2 separate regions of the Homo sapiens genome follow, and region 1 is linked to region 2. A link is a contact called in ENCODE Hi-C or POLR2A ChIA-PET data. All regions are on one chromosome and are shown on one strand. Each heading gives the region's core, a stretch centred on a gene start or an enhancer-like site at or near the end of the contact. The rest is flanking DNA. Distances are from core to core; before and after follow the strand shown. Region 1 holds the start of CCNH (cyclin H). Region 2 has its middle 120 kb from the start of HAPLN1.

Evidence for each region. A loop is a pair of places that touch in the nucleus more often than their neighbours do. ChIA-PET counts read pairs that join two places held with the same protein, here RNA polymerase II (POLR2A). Pooled maps may share reads with other maps.
Region 1: a map with no recorded cell type shows a loop between it and region 2 (12-fold over the local background). The contact joins the promoter of CCNH here to the enhancer-like site in region 2. A Hi-C loop is called at or near these places in 3 of 37 single-sample maps with no recorded cell type and 4 of 50 pooled maps. POLR2A ChIA-PET finds 5 or more read pairs at or near these places in 1 of 52 experiments (GM10248).

The regions. Positions count from the first base shown.
Region 1 is chr5:87,410,199-87,416,588 of GRCh38, forward strand. CCNH (cyclin H) reads right to left here and starts at 2,732. Exons shown (of 9, transcript NM_001239.4): 1 at 2,480-2,732; 2 at 1,026-1,148. The coding sequence starts at 2,596. LOC105379066 (a long non-coding RNA gene) reads left to right here and starts at 2,784. Exons shown (of 3, transcript XR_948543.1): 1 at 2,784-2,863. RefSeq lists enhancers at 2,359-2,488, 2,519-2,688.
Region 2 is chr5:83,841,431-83,847,311 of GRCh38, forward strand. No RefSeq gene overlaps it. Among named protein-coding and RNA genes, the nearest start is that of HAPLN1, 120 kb to the left of the region's middle. Within about 2 kb of position 3,326, at least 3 of the 41 ENCODE cell types and tissues checked have a DNase peak (open chromatin) inside an H3K27ac peak, as active enhancers do.

The DNA.
Region 1 (6,390 bases), core at 1,482-3,981, 3.6 Mb after region 2:
AACAAAAAATTATTCACCAATGATAAACATGTTATTTAAAAATAAATTCCATAAAGAAGTTCATTAAAGGATTTTTTCTTCATTTGATAAGATCACTTAAATTTACTGCCTCATTTTACAGTTCTTTTGTAAGAACAAGCCAAATCTGAAGATATAAACTAATCAAGTATACCTAAAACTCTCTCTGAATCTTTGACATCTCAGATGAAAAAAAATTGTAAATTCTATGGACTTAATATTTTCAACATACTTCAATTTTTTTTTCAACTATAAAAATGGAGATAATTTCCTAGAAAATTATTCTCTACTGGGTCGTAAGCTAGTCACGCTGTATAACTTTAAAACTTAACAGACTTTTACTTAAGATATACTTTTATATTTGGTCTTCACAACAAACCAGTGAGAGAATAACGTAACAACATTTTGAACACCCTCCCACTCTACCTTTTTTATCTTTCTGCTTTTTAATCTCAGCTACCTGTTTCTCCTCACGGTTGCCCACCCCAGCAAAAAACAAATAGGTCCTCAGAACCATACATCTGAAACAATAAGGCAATCTTTTTCACCAAAGATAAAACTCCAGCTTCTACTAATCAAGGCTTAAAAAAATCTTATGGTATCAGTTTCAGCTGGGGCATATGATTACCAATGATGAATGAATGCATTATTTCAAACATTTATTGGGTGTCACAGAGTTGGAAAAGCAGTAGTCTATGTTCTAGTCCCAGTCCTATGGCTCATTAGTTGAGAACTTAGAGGAAAGTAATTTATTTTTTTTCTTTCTTTATGACATTACCTGACCTCAAATTTTTTTCTGACCACAAAGTGAGACTTGAAATACTTTTGAAGATATGATACAGCAACTCATGATTTAAGGCCTGTATTGAAAAATATATAATGTGCCAAAAACTAATTAATTGTAACTAAGGTGAATTTTTAAGACTTGAGTGGACAGGGAATTTAGAAGAGGTCAAATTTCACAAGCCAACTAAAGGACATTATATTTCATCACCACTGTAACTTACCACAACAGATCTTGGCATTGCTGGCTTAAACACCGAACAGAATTCCAATAACCTTTTCTCATAGTATTTGCAGAGTGTCATTTCTTCATGAGGCTCAAGAAAGACTGGATCATTCGGAAGAACCTTTAGATCAACAATTACAACACAAGTTCAATGAATTCAATGAATTAAACAATTGTAAAACATTTTTCTCTATCTAGATTAAATTTAGTTTATATATCCAACGAAGGGTATATATCACGCCTCATTTTCTTTATAGATTCGCTAATCATTACACAAAATAGCTGTAGGAAAATATTTAATAAACTAAAACTGTACCATCATTTCACGACTTTTCGGAATGTCAGCTAGACCTTTGCTTCATTAAAGTATAAACAATCATGACAGGCTGTGTGCACATGCTCACAGTTGTGATATCATTATTTATAAATTAAAAAGTAGACAGACTTTTTAAAATATGATTGGAAAGCTTCCAACATCCGTTTCTCGGTCAGTCATTACGTCACAAGTTGTAAAAAAACAGCAAATGTTTCAATAAATTTCTGTTATTTTAAGCTACCCAGTTTGTGGTGATTTTTTTAAGGCAGCCCTTAGGAAACTAATTCAGGTGCTAAAATCAGTGATATGAAATAGATGTGAATTAAAGGTAGAAAGTAAAGTAACTCAGTATCGGTAATTTGGAGGCACTGAACACTTGCTGGAGTGGAGCTTGCAGGAAAGATTAAACCAGTCCGAGAGCTGTAACAGAAGGAACTTGGCTAGCGGGCCATAGTCCAAACCATCTTCAGTCACTTGGTTTGTACTTGGTCTCTGGTCTCCCTCCCTCATCCAACCCATTCACCACGAGGTTGCTAGAGCGCTGTTTCCAGAACGGAAATCTGATAAGGTTAGCTTCCCATTTTAAATATTTCAAAGGTTCCTCATCCTTTCAGTGGAAATGTTAAACGCCTCACTTCCACTTACAAGTTCCCTTCCTACCCTCCCCAGCCATTCCTGCACAGGTACTCAACTTCGGCCACATACGACCACAAACACGTCCACGCACCATCTCTGTAACTTCTGACCTCCCTCCCACTCTGAACGGTGGTTCTGACTGCCTGGAACTTCCTTTCCCATTTTCTCCGCATTGGCTACTGGGAAAAACCTTCCCCAACATCATCTCTTGACAAGTGAACGGCTCTTGCCACGCACTACCTTAGCACACTACTTACTCTCTTCTTCACTACGTTACAAAGACTGGTTACTTGTCTGCCATTCGACGACGGGGATGGCGTTGTTCGTCTTTGTACCCACGGAACCTGGCAAGGTGCTCGCTTATTTTGATAGAAAAACGCACTCCGCGCCGCAGAGGCAGAGAAACGACGGAGCGAGATTGTCCTGGGAGCCAGAAGAGCTCCCGCAGCTGCTCAGAATTTAGTGACCGGGCAACTGGGCAACCGTTGGGAAAACCTCACCTTCCCGTTGGCCACGGCTTTGCATCTGAATTTGCGGTTGGCGTCAGCCCGCAGTCTTGCCAGCTGCTCCTCGCTGGAGAAGGTCCAGTGCCGCTTCTGACTACTGTTGTGGTACATTATGGAATCGTGACCAGGTCCAGAGGGTCTGCAGACGAGAACCCAAACGCATCAGCGTCCTGGCGTAAAACACCCGTACCCCCACCGAAGATCTCGCGGAAGCCTAGGGCGTCCGGCTAGCCGGCGCTGGCGCGCTGTCGTCACGATTACGCGGCCAGCCCGTACGCAGTTGCATTTCCGGAGCGGACTAGGAACAGACCGTATCCCGGGTTCGTTAGGGCGCCCACTGAGACGTAAGTGGGCGGAGCCTAGAGAACGCTCCTCTCGGTGAGTCTGGGACATAGCTCCGCCCCTTCCAGGCAAGATTTAAAGGAGAAGCGCCCGGCAAGAGTGTTCAAGGGGCATAAACTGAGGGTACGGAGTAGGCAGATGTAAATTCACAGGGGATAATCAGAAATGAGGAAAGGATTTCGTAGGGTGCTCATTTTTAAATAGAGGCCTCACTGAAGTTGACATTTGTGAAAAGGCTTGAAAGAGTTGAAATAGTAGGTTGATCAATCATGTAGGGAGATCACGGGGCCCAGAAAGAATAGGTAAGATCTTCAGGCAGAAGCATTCCTAGCCCTTTTCAGGAAGAGTTTGGAGACCAGTATTCTTGAAGCACTACCAGAAATCTCGGAGAATGGAACATGGCTGAAAAACTTGAAGCAGTGGATGCGTATTGGCCCTTACAGTTCTGCCACTTTTGTTGCCTTGTCTGTTCTTTCTCTGTGCTTTTTTTCCTTACCCTTCTGTTGATAACTAGCCAATCCTCTCCCTCTGTTTTCATCTCTGAAGCCAGGATGTATGGTAGTATTCGTTTTATTGAGATTCCCATTTTCATTGCCTCTAGGGAGCCTTACAGTAAGCTATCATGAAAATTAAGGTATTTACTATTTTTTAAATTAATAGGACTTTCAAAATTGCAGGTGAGGTTCAAAATTTACATGGATTCTGGTTTGTCCCATTTAGGCATACCTTATTCTCTCATGTATTTATTATATATCCAATCCGAAAAATGGATTTCCCTATGGCAAATAGCTTTTCTAAAAAATAAATAAATAAATAAAAAGAAAGAGAAAGATGATGAGACCTAGAGAATTTAGGTCTTGAAAAGCCCACACAGGTAAAAAGAAGAAGTGGCAGGATGACTTTAACTCTGCTTTCTATTAAAATGTTTTTAGGGGCTTAAGAAAGGGAAAGCCTTTTCTTTTTCATTTTTGTTGGGTACAGCTGAGGTTAGAGTTTGCCACAGTTATCTGAATTCCTCAAACTTATGCCATTTGTGGTATATAATTTTGGAGAGCCACACACTCAACATATGTGGCTAACCTGGTCTCATAAATTGGCTAAGAAAAGAGAGAAAAAGAGAAGATCAAAGGGCATGGCAAATTGATTACAATGAATTGTGAACAACCTAAAATGTTGCATGTTGGGGAAAGAATAATTTAAAAGAGAAAAACATAATGGTACAAAAGATAGGAAAATAAGTGATCTAGATAATTAAATGTCTATATAAAGTCTTAGCCTCATGACTGTTATATATATCATATAAATTCTTTTCATTTTGTTTTTCTGAAAGATATTTGACAACTCCTTAGTTTTATGTAAAGGATAATAAAAATAGGCATTTAAAAGAGTTGGCAGACTGTGATTTCCACAGAGATATGAGTAAAATTTCTGAATGTCATTTAGGAAAAATATATGAAAAACCTGGCATTGCTGGTGTAATTTTTTTTAAACCTTGAACAAATTTTAGTCCATGAAAATTGACATTGATCTTATTTTTCAGATGTAGTAGGAATTGGGCTCTGTCTAAATTAACTGTCTGAGGAATACAATTGTTGCTGATGCCCTAACATTAAGGCTCATGTATGGTTTTTCTTACTAAGGTAAGCAGACTGGATGCTGTGACAGTCTCCTACTCAGCCTGTTGTGCGACAGTGTTTCTTTGCTATTGCTACCACAGGAGGCACACTGGAATGCAGAACTTGTGCCTTTACCTATTTCCATTTCTAGTTTCAACTAAAAAGTAGCAAGTGTTTCTCTTCACTTCTATTATTTTTACTTATTTATTTATGGAGAATTTCAAATATAAAGAATACAGAGAAACATATTTCAAAAATTATCAATACATGGCCAGTTCCCTTCTACCCTCCACCCACACCTCCATTAGGTTTTTTTCTTCTTCTTCTTCTTCTTTTTTGAGACAAAGTCTTGCTCTGTCACCCAGACTGGAGTGCAGTGGCACAATCTTCGCTCACTGCAACCTCCGCCTCCTGGGTTAAAGCCATTCTCCAGCCTCAGCCTCCTGAGTAGCTGGGACTACAGGCTCATGCCACCATGCCCAGCTAATTTTTGTATTTTTAGTAGAGATGGGGTTTCACCATGTTGGCCAGGCTGGTCTAGAACTTGTGGCCTCAAGTGATCCGCCTGCCTGGGCCTCCCAACTCCATTAGTTTTAAATCACAATGTCCCTGCTACTAAATGAAGATATTTCAAACAAGAACAAACCAACTAACCAGACAGAACCTATTCTTCCTAGAAGACATAGGGAAATTCACAGCTTGTTGACAAAGATATCACTATTTCATTAGACACTACTCAGAAGTGAAATGTTAAGAAATATTTCAATGACTTTTAAAAGTAAATACAATCTCTTTTATTGTGCTGCAGTTGTTAAATTGTGCTATGGTATGTACTTGTAGACAAATTCCAAATATTTTGACTTGCAGGCATTACCTGTAAACTAAGGGTTACCAATCAGAGATTAGGTGATGCCAAGCAGGTGTCATCTGTTTGGCCACCACAGAAATGTCCTGTACTTATCCACGTGCTATTCCAAAATTTCCCATAAGAGTATTAGGATTTCCTTTCTCTTGCTTCAGGACAGTCTTCCTTCTTTGCGGTCTACCTAGTGATCTTAATGTTTAGGGAAAAATAAAAGTAAAAAGGTCATATTGCCTGATCTTAGGAGAAAAGGAAGAAAAGGGGAATTAAAAGGTTGTGGGAGTGACCAGTAAATATGTTTGCAACTGAAATAATTTTGCAGTCTAATATAAAACATCTTATAAAGTGGCCAGATTAATTTGTAGTCCTCATTTCCCAAACACATCAGCATACTCACGTTCACACCATTTCTGATTGCAGGGCCACTCACACACACACACACACACACAAAAGGGATAGAAGAGACCAAACCACATCTATGCTCACAAAAACACACAATATCTTTCTTACTTTAAAATCTAACATAAAACTGTATGCCTTCAGCTACTGACATGGATTCGTGACATTTAAAATACAGCTTTACAATGAGTATTTAATAACCCTTTGCAATTGTATTTGGTTAATACACAATTAACAAATTTGTATTTGCAGCATTGGCTGCAAAATCCTTTCTTAGTTTTATTCTCAGATGTCAAGTTACAACTAAGAGAAGAAAAGGAGTCGCCTGAAGCAAGTACCTGGTTTCTAGAAAATAGAATACTACTAAAGGAAAAGAAATAAGAAGAAGAAATAGCATTTAAAAAATATCGTTGATCTATATGTGACCCCCTCAAAATTGAAATGTTTTTTATTTTGCTTTAAGACTATTTCAAATTAAGGCATAAAGAAGACATGACAACATACTAAAGAGAAAATCCTATAAAGCCATCTTCAATTCAGCAAAAATTAGTAAATCACTATACACAAGGCCTAGTACTAATTGTTAGGTGGTAGTGATACGGTGATGGGGTCACAAAAATGACTATCTCATAGTTCTTGTCCCAGGATCCTTGGACTATAGTAGAATTATGGCATGTACGAATACA
Region 2 (5,881 bases), core at 2,076-4,575:
CTTTCTTTCTTTTTTTTTTTTGAGACAGAGTCTTGCTCTGTCGCCCAGGCTGAAGTGCAGTGGCGCAATATCAGCTCACTGCAAGCTCCGCCTCCTGGGTTCACGCCATTCTCCTGTCTCAGCCCCCCGAGTAGCTGGGACTACAGGCGCCCGCCAACTTTCATGTCTACAGAGGTGAAGTCAACACTTGGCTTTAAAGCGTCAAAGGACAAGATGAATCTTTTTTTTAGGTGCTCATGCAGCTGGTGACTTACAAGTGGAAGCCAATGCTCATTTACCTTTCCAAAAACCCTATGTCCCTTGAGAATTATGCTAAATTTATTCTGTCTTTGCTCTATAAGTGGAACAACAAAGCTTGGATGAGAGCACATCTGTTTACAGCTTGGGTTACTGATTATATTAAACCTACTGTTGAGAGCTACTGCTGAGAAAAAAAAAATCATTTCAAAATATTACTGCTCATTGACAGCGCATCTGGTCACCCAAGAGCTCCAATGGAGATGTACAAGGACATTAATGTTTTTATACCTGCTAACAGAACATCCATTCTATAGCCCATGGATCAAGAAGCCATTTCAACTTTTAAGTCTTATTATTTAAGAAATACATTTTGTAAAGCTATAGCTGCCATAGGTAGTGATTCCTCTGTGGATCTGGGCAAAGTTAATTGAAAATCTTCTGGAAAGGATTCACCATTGTAGATGCTACTAAGGACATTTGTGATTCATGGGAAGAGGTCAAAATATCAACATTAACAGAATTTTGGAAGAAACTGATTCCAACCCTCGTGGATGACTTTGAGGGATTCAAAACTTTAGTAGAGGAAGTCACTGCAGATGTGGTGGAAATAACAAGAAAACTAGAATTAGAAGTGGAGCTTAAAAATGTGACTGGATTGTTGCGATCTCCTGATAAAACTTGAATGGATGAGGAGTTGCTTCTTAGCAAATAGCAAAGAGAGTGGTTTCTTGTGATGGAAACTTCTCCTAGTGAAGCTGCTGTGAGCATTGTTGAAATGGCGATAAAGGATTTAGAATATTCCACAAACTTAGTTGACAAAGCAGTGAGAGGGTTTAAAAGGATCGACTTTAATACTGAAAGAAATTTTACTGTGGGTAAAATACTATCAAATGGCATCACATGCTACAGAGAAAAAGTTCAAGAAAGGAAGAGTTAATCAATGTGGCAAACTTCACTGTGACCTTATTTTAAGAAATTGAGGCTGAGCATGTTGGCTCATGCCTGTAATCCCAGCTCTTTGGGAAGCGAAGGCAGGGGAGGATCACTTGAGGCCAGGAGTTCAAGATTGGTCTGGACAAAATAGTGAGACCCAGGTGCTACAAAAAAATTAAAAAATAAGAACAATTAGCTAGGCATGGTGGTGTTTGTACTGTAGCTACTTGGGATGCTGAGGCAGGAGGATTCCTTGAGCCCAGGAGTTTGACACTGCAGTGAGCTATAATCATGCCACTACACTCCAGCCTGGGCCACAGAGAGAGACTATGTCTCTTCAAATAAGAAAGAAATTGTTACAGCCACCCCAATCTTCACCAGTCATCACCCTGATAAGTCAGCTGCCATCAACAATGAGGCAAGACCCTCCACCAGCAAAAAAAATATCACTCACTGAAGGTACAGATGATAGCATTTTTTAGCAATAAAGTATTTTTAATTAAGATACGCATTTTTTTTAGATATAATACCATTAAACACTTAATAGACTGCAGTATATTTTAAACACGACTTTTATATGCACTGGGACACCAAAAAAATGGTGTGACTCACTTTATTGTGATATTTGTTTTATTGCAGGGGTCTGGAATGGACCTGCAATAACTCCAAAGTGTGCTTGTAATTTTAGTCACCCTTAGAATTATACCCATTGAATGAGAAGGTGAATGCTTATCTTATAGCAGCATTTGTCAAGGTGGACCTATGACATTATTCCTGTTTTTTCTTTTCATTTAGAAGTCATCTGATTTCAGTGTGTCTGAGATGTCATGGTGCATATGAGGCCTATATAGGACCAAGCCCCCAGGCACTCTTAGTCAAGGTACATTTCAATAACGTATTGTAAATAGGGCTTCTCAGGCAATCAGGTTCCCTGGAAGCTTTGAGTTAGGTAATGGATCTAGTAGAGAGCAGCTTAGAGTAGCAGGTGTTGGGACAGATTAAGCCTCAGGCAGAACCACTGCCTAAATCACTAACTCTGCCTGACACAAAAATTTTATTTATTTATTTATTTATTTTTTATTTTTTTGAGATGGAGTCTTGCTCTGTTGCCCAGGCTGGATGCAGTGGCGTGATCTTGGCTCACTGCAACCTCCGCCTCCCGGGTTCAAGCCATTCTCCTGCCTCAGCCTTTTGAGGAGCTGGGATTATAGGCATGCACCACCATGCCCGTCTAATTTCTGTATTTTTAGTAGAAACAGCGTTTCACCATGTTGGCCAGGCTGGTCTCAAACTCCTGACCTCAGGTGATCCACCCACTTTGGCCTCCTAAATTTAAAATGTATCCAGGTTACTGTTGAAACACCCGTCGTTTGGAGGACGTCTGAACAGAGCAAAAAAAGGACAAAGCTATCCTGTATAAAGGATACATAAAGCTGGAACCAGCCCAACAAAAAGGTACTGCCAGAAACTCTATGAAGTAACTAAGATAGGGATCATTTTGGTCTTAACAGGGATTATGAATGAGAAGGAGAGATTTAGGCAAAAGGCTCATCAGCTAGGTCAGACCCACATGTAGATGTGGGGTGGGGATGGGGTAATCTGAAGTCTGATGCTGTCATAAGTATTCTGAAAGCTAAATCCATCCTGAAAATGTTGGGGCACATGGCAAATCTAGCCCTGACCTTCCTTACTGGGGTGTGATATCCTCTCAAACTGCTCCCCGATCTCACTCTCATTGCCTCAGGGTTCCACACTCAGCACATTACCGGCCTCACTCATGGCAGTACAGGGGTTATTGGGAACTCTCAGAAAGACTCCTGAGAAACCAGGTAGGTTTTGGCTTTGACTTGAAGACGGCATTAGTTGGCCCAAGACTGTTTAGCCAAAGTAGTTCTTGCCTCTGTCCTAGAGTGAACCCAAAGCCTCAGTCGCCAAATTACTCTGATGGGTCTCGTGGGCTTTCCAAACCACAGGGGCCCTCTCTGGGCAAGAGTTTGACTCCAGAATTAACCTCAAGCTCAATGTATTTCTTTGGAATCCTTCTGGCATGGAAACAACCTTCCCCTGGTAGGCAGCCCGTGTGTGGTGCGGCATTGCTCAACACAGCACATTCCCCTTAATGTATGACTTCAGAGGGAAGGTGGGGCTAAGGCTGGAGGGCTGAGGTTAGAGGTTTCTCAGAAATGCCTGTCTTACAAAGCAGTTATTTTTCTCAGTTGAACTACTTTGAGCCTATTGCTTTCATTTTCCTCAAATATCTATCAGTGCCTTGTACCTTATGAGCAAACAAACTGAAACAGAAAGTCATTTTTAAGTTAATTTTATATTTGGTACAGGATTAGAAACTGTGCTGTGTTCACACACCAGCTATAGCCTGTAGCACAGAAGCCGTGCCTGCTCTTCCAACACATCGCAGTGATATTCAGTTAGAAGGGGATTAAGGATAAGGAAAAAAAAAAGGTCAGTATCTATTTGTAGGTAATTCTCGAAGTCTCCTTTCAGAATCTCAATTACTTCTTCTTACTTGTATTTTTTTCCATGTGTGTCATGGACTTAGATTTTTTGGAAATACCAACGTCCTACGTTCTCATCAACAGCCATGGATCAAAATGCCAATTACATTTTATTGCAGTGTCCTGAGCTGCCCAGTCACCTCATGCTAAATTTGGGTTTAAATAAATAGAGTATTTTAGTTCCAGTGGTACTAGAAAGCAGCTAGAATAAAGACGGTTTGGTGTATTATTTTTGTACTGCTGTAATACGAAGGATAATTTTGAGAGTTATTTTTTGTTTTGTTGTTTTAAATTAAACAAATATATTTAAGATACTGATCTTTTTCATGAAAGATCCCCAATAAATTAAATATATAACCAGATCTAGTTTCCATTCTGAAAGTGCCAAGTAGAAACAGAGTTGCCAGCCTCTTAACCACTTTAGAACCTTTGACTATGTTCAACGACACACTTCTGGTATTATTCTCTAGTTTTTCGTGTGGGTGCATCTTCTCTCCCCAGCAGGTGCCTAAGGAGAAGGACTCGTGTTCTTCTTCCCTGGACTCTCTGGGAGTACCCACCATGGACCTGGTATACAGTTAGGGAGTCAAGAAATACTCGCTGAAATAATTTGCTCTTAATATAAAATTAAAGTTATACTATCTAGACTTATTTTTAAAACACTATTTTGGCCGGGCGCAGTGGCTCACGCCTGTAATCCCAGCACTTTGGGAGGCCGAGGCGGGCAAATCACGAGGTCAGGAGTTCAAGACCAGCCTGGCCAACATGGCGAAACCATATCTCTACTAAAAATACAAAATATTAGCTGGGCGTGGTGGCAGGCTCCAGTAATCCCAGCTACTTGAGAGGTTGAGGCAGGAGAATCGCTTGAATCCAGGAGGTGGAGGTTTCAATGAGCCGAGATCATGCCACTGCACTCTAGCCTGGATGACAGTGCAAGACTCTGTCTCAAAAAAAAAAAAAAAAAACACAGACACACACATACCAAAAAACACTATTTTTTTTAACATATATACATATATGCAGTACAAAATATAAACTTAGAAGTAAGGCTTCTCTTACCCTTGTCTCCTAGTCACCCAGCTTTCCTCATGAGAGGCCACTAGAGACTTCCCGCGTAACTTTTCAAAAATACTACATTCACTTATACACATCCATTTAGAGAAATATATATGTATGTATCAAATGCCACAAAAGTATATACATTGTCCTGCACTTGATTTTTTTTCACCTAATAATACATCCTGGAGAATGTCCCATGAAGCTAGTACATTTGTTGTTGGCATTTTTTTAAGAGCTGCATAAGAATACAGTCTACAGATGTATATTTCCCCAAACTTATTACTATTATAATCATGTAACAGTAATAGTTTTGTATACATGACATTTTATAAAGGTGTGTGACCAAAGGATAAATACCTAGAGACAAAATTGCTTTGTAAAGGCATTGACAAATTGCTCTCTACTAATTTTCTCTCCAACCAACTTATAATGCATGTGGTGAGTATTTCCTTGACATGCCCTGTGATACCCAAGTGAAGAATATGACATTATTAATGGCAAACACTTACATGGTACTTAGTCTGTGCCAGGCACTGGTCTATGTGCTTTACATATATTATCTCAAATAAGACTCACAACAACCTTGCGAGGGAGGCCCTTTCATCATCTCTAATTTGCAGATGAGATAAAACATTTTGCCTTAGGTCACCCAGCTGGTAAATAGCAAATGACATCTGAGCCCAGCCTGTCTGGCTCCAGGAGTCAGCTCTTGTAACCATGACCCTAAATTGTGCTAATTATGACACTTTTTCATAGTTATTCTGTATGAGATAAAATAAGAATATCTCAAGAAATACATGTTCTACAGTTGAATAGGGAGGACTGTAACCCTCCTTGTTGCAGTCTTTTACACTGACCTGAGTCCCTCCCCATCACTTCTGGAAGAATTGAGCTCCTGGTTCACTAGCATATTCTCTAATGTCAGTGTGGTCATAATTTAGGGGGATATCGATGTGCATGTAGATGAAGCTTTTATTACCTTGGCCTCTCAGTCTCAATGACCTTACCCTCTACTGTACCTCAGGTCTCTTTTCCTGTCATTATAAATGACATCTAGATCTTGTCATCATCAATGACTGCATGTCTTTTATAATGTGCATTTTAAGCTTCCTGCCCTCAGACCTATAGTTCCT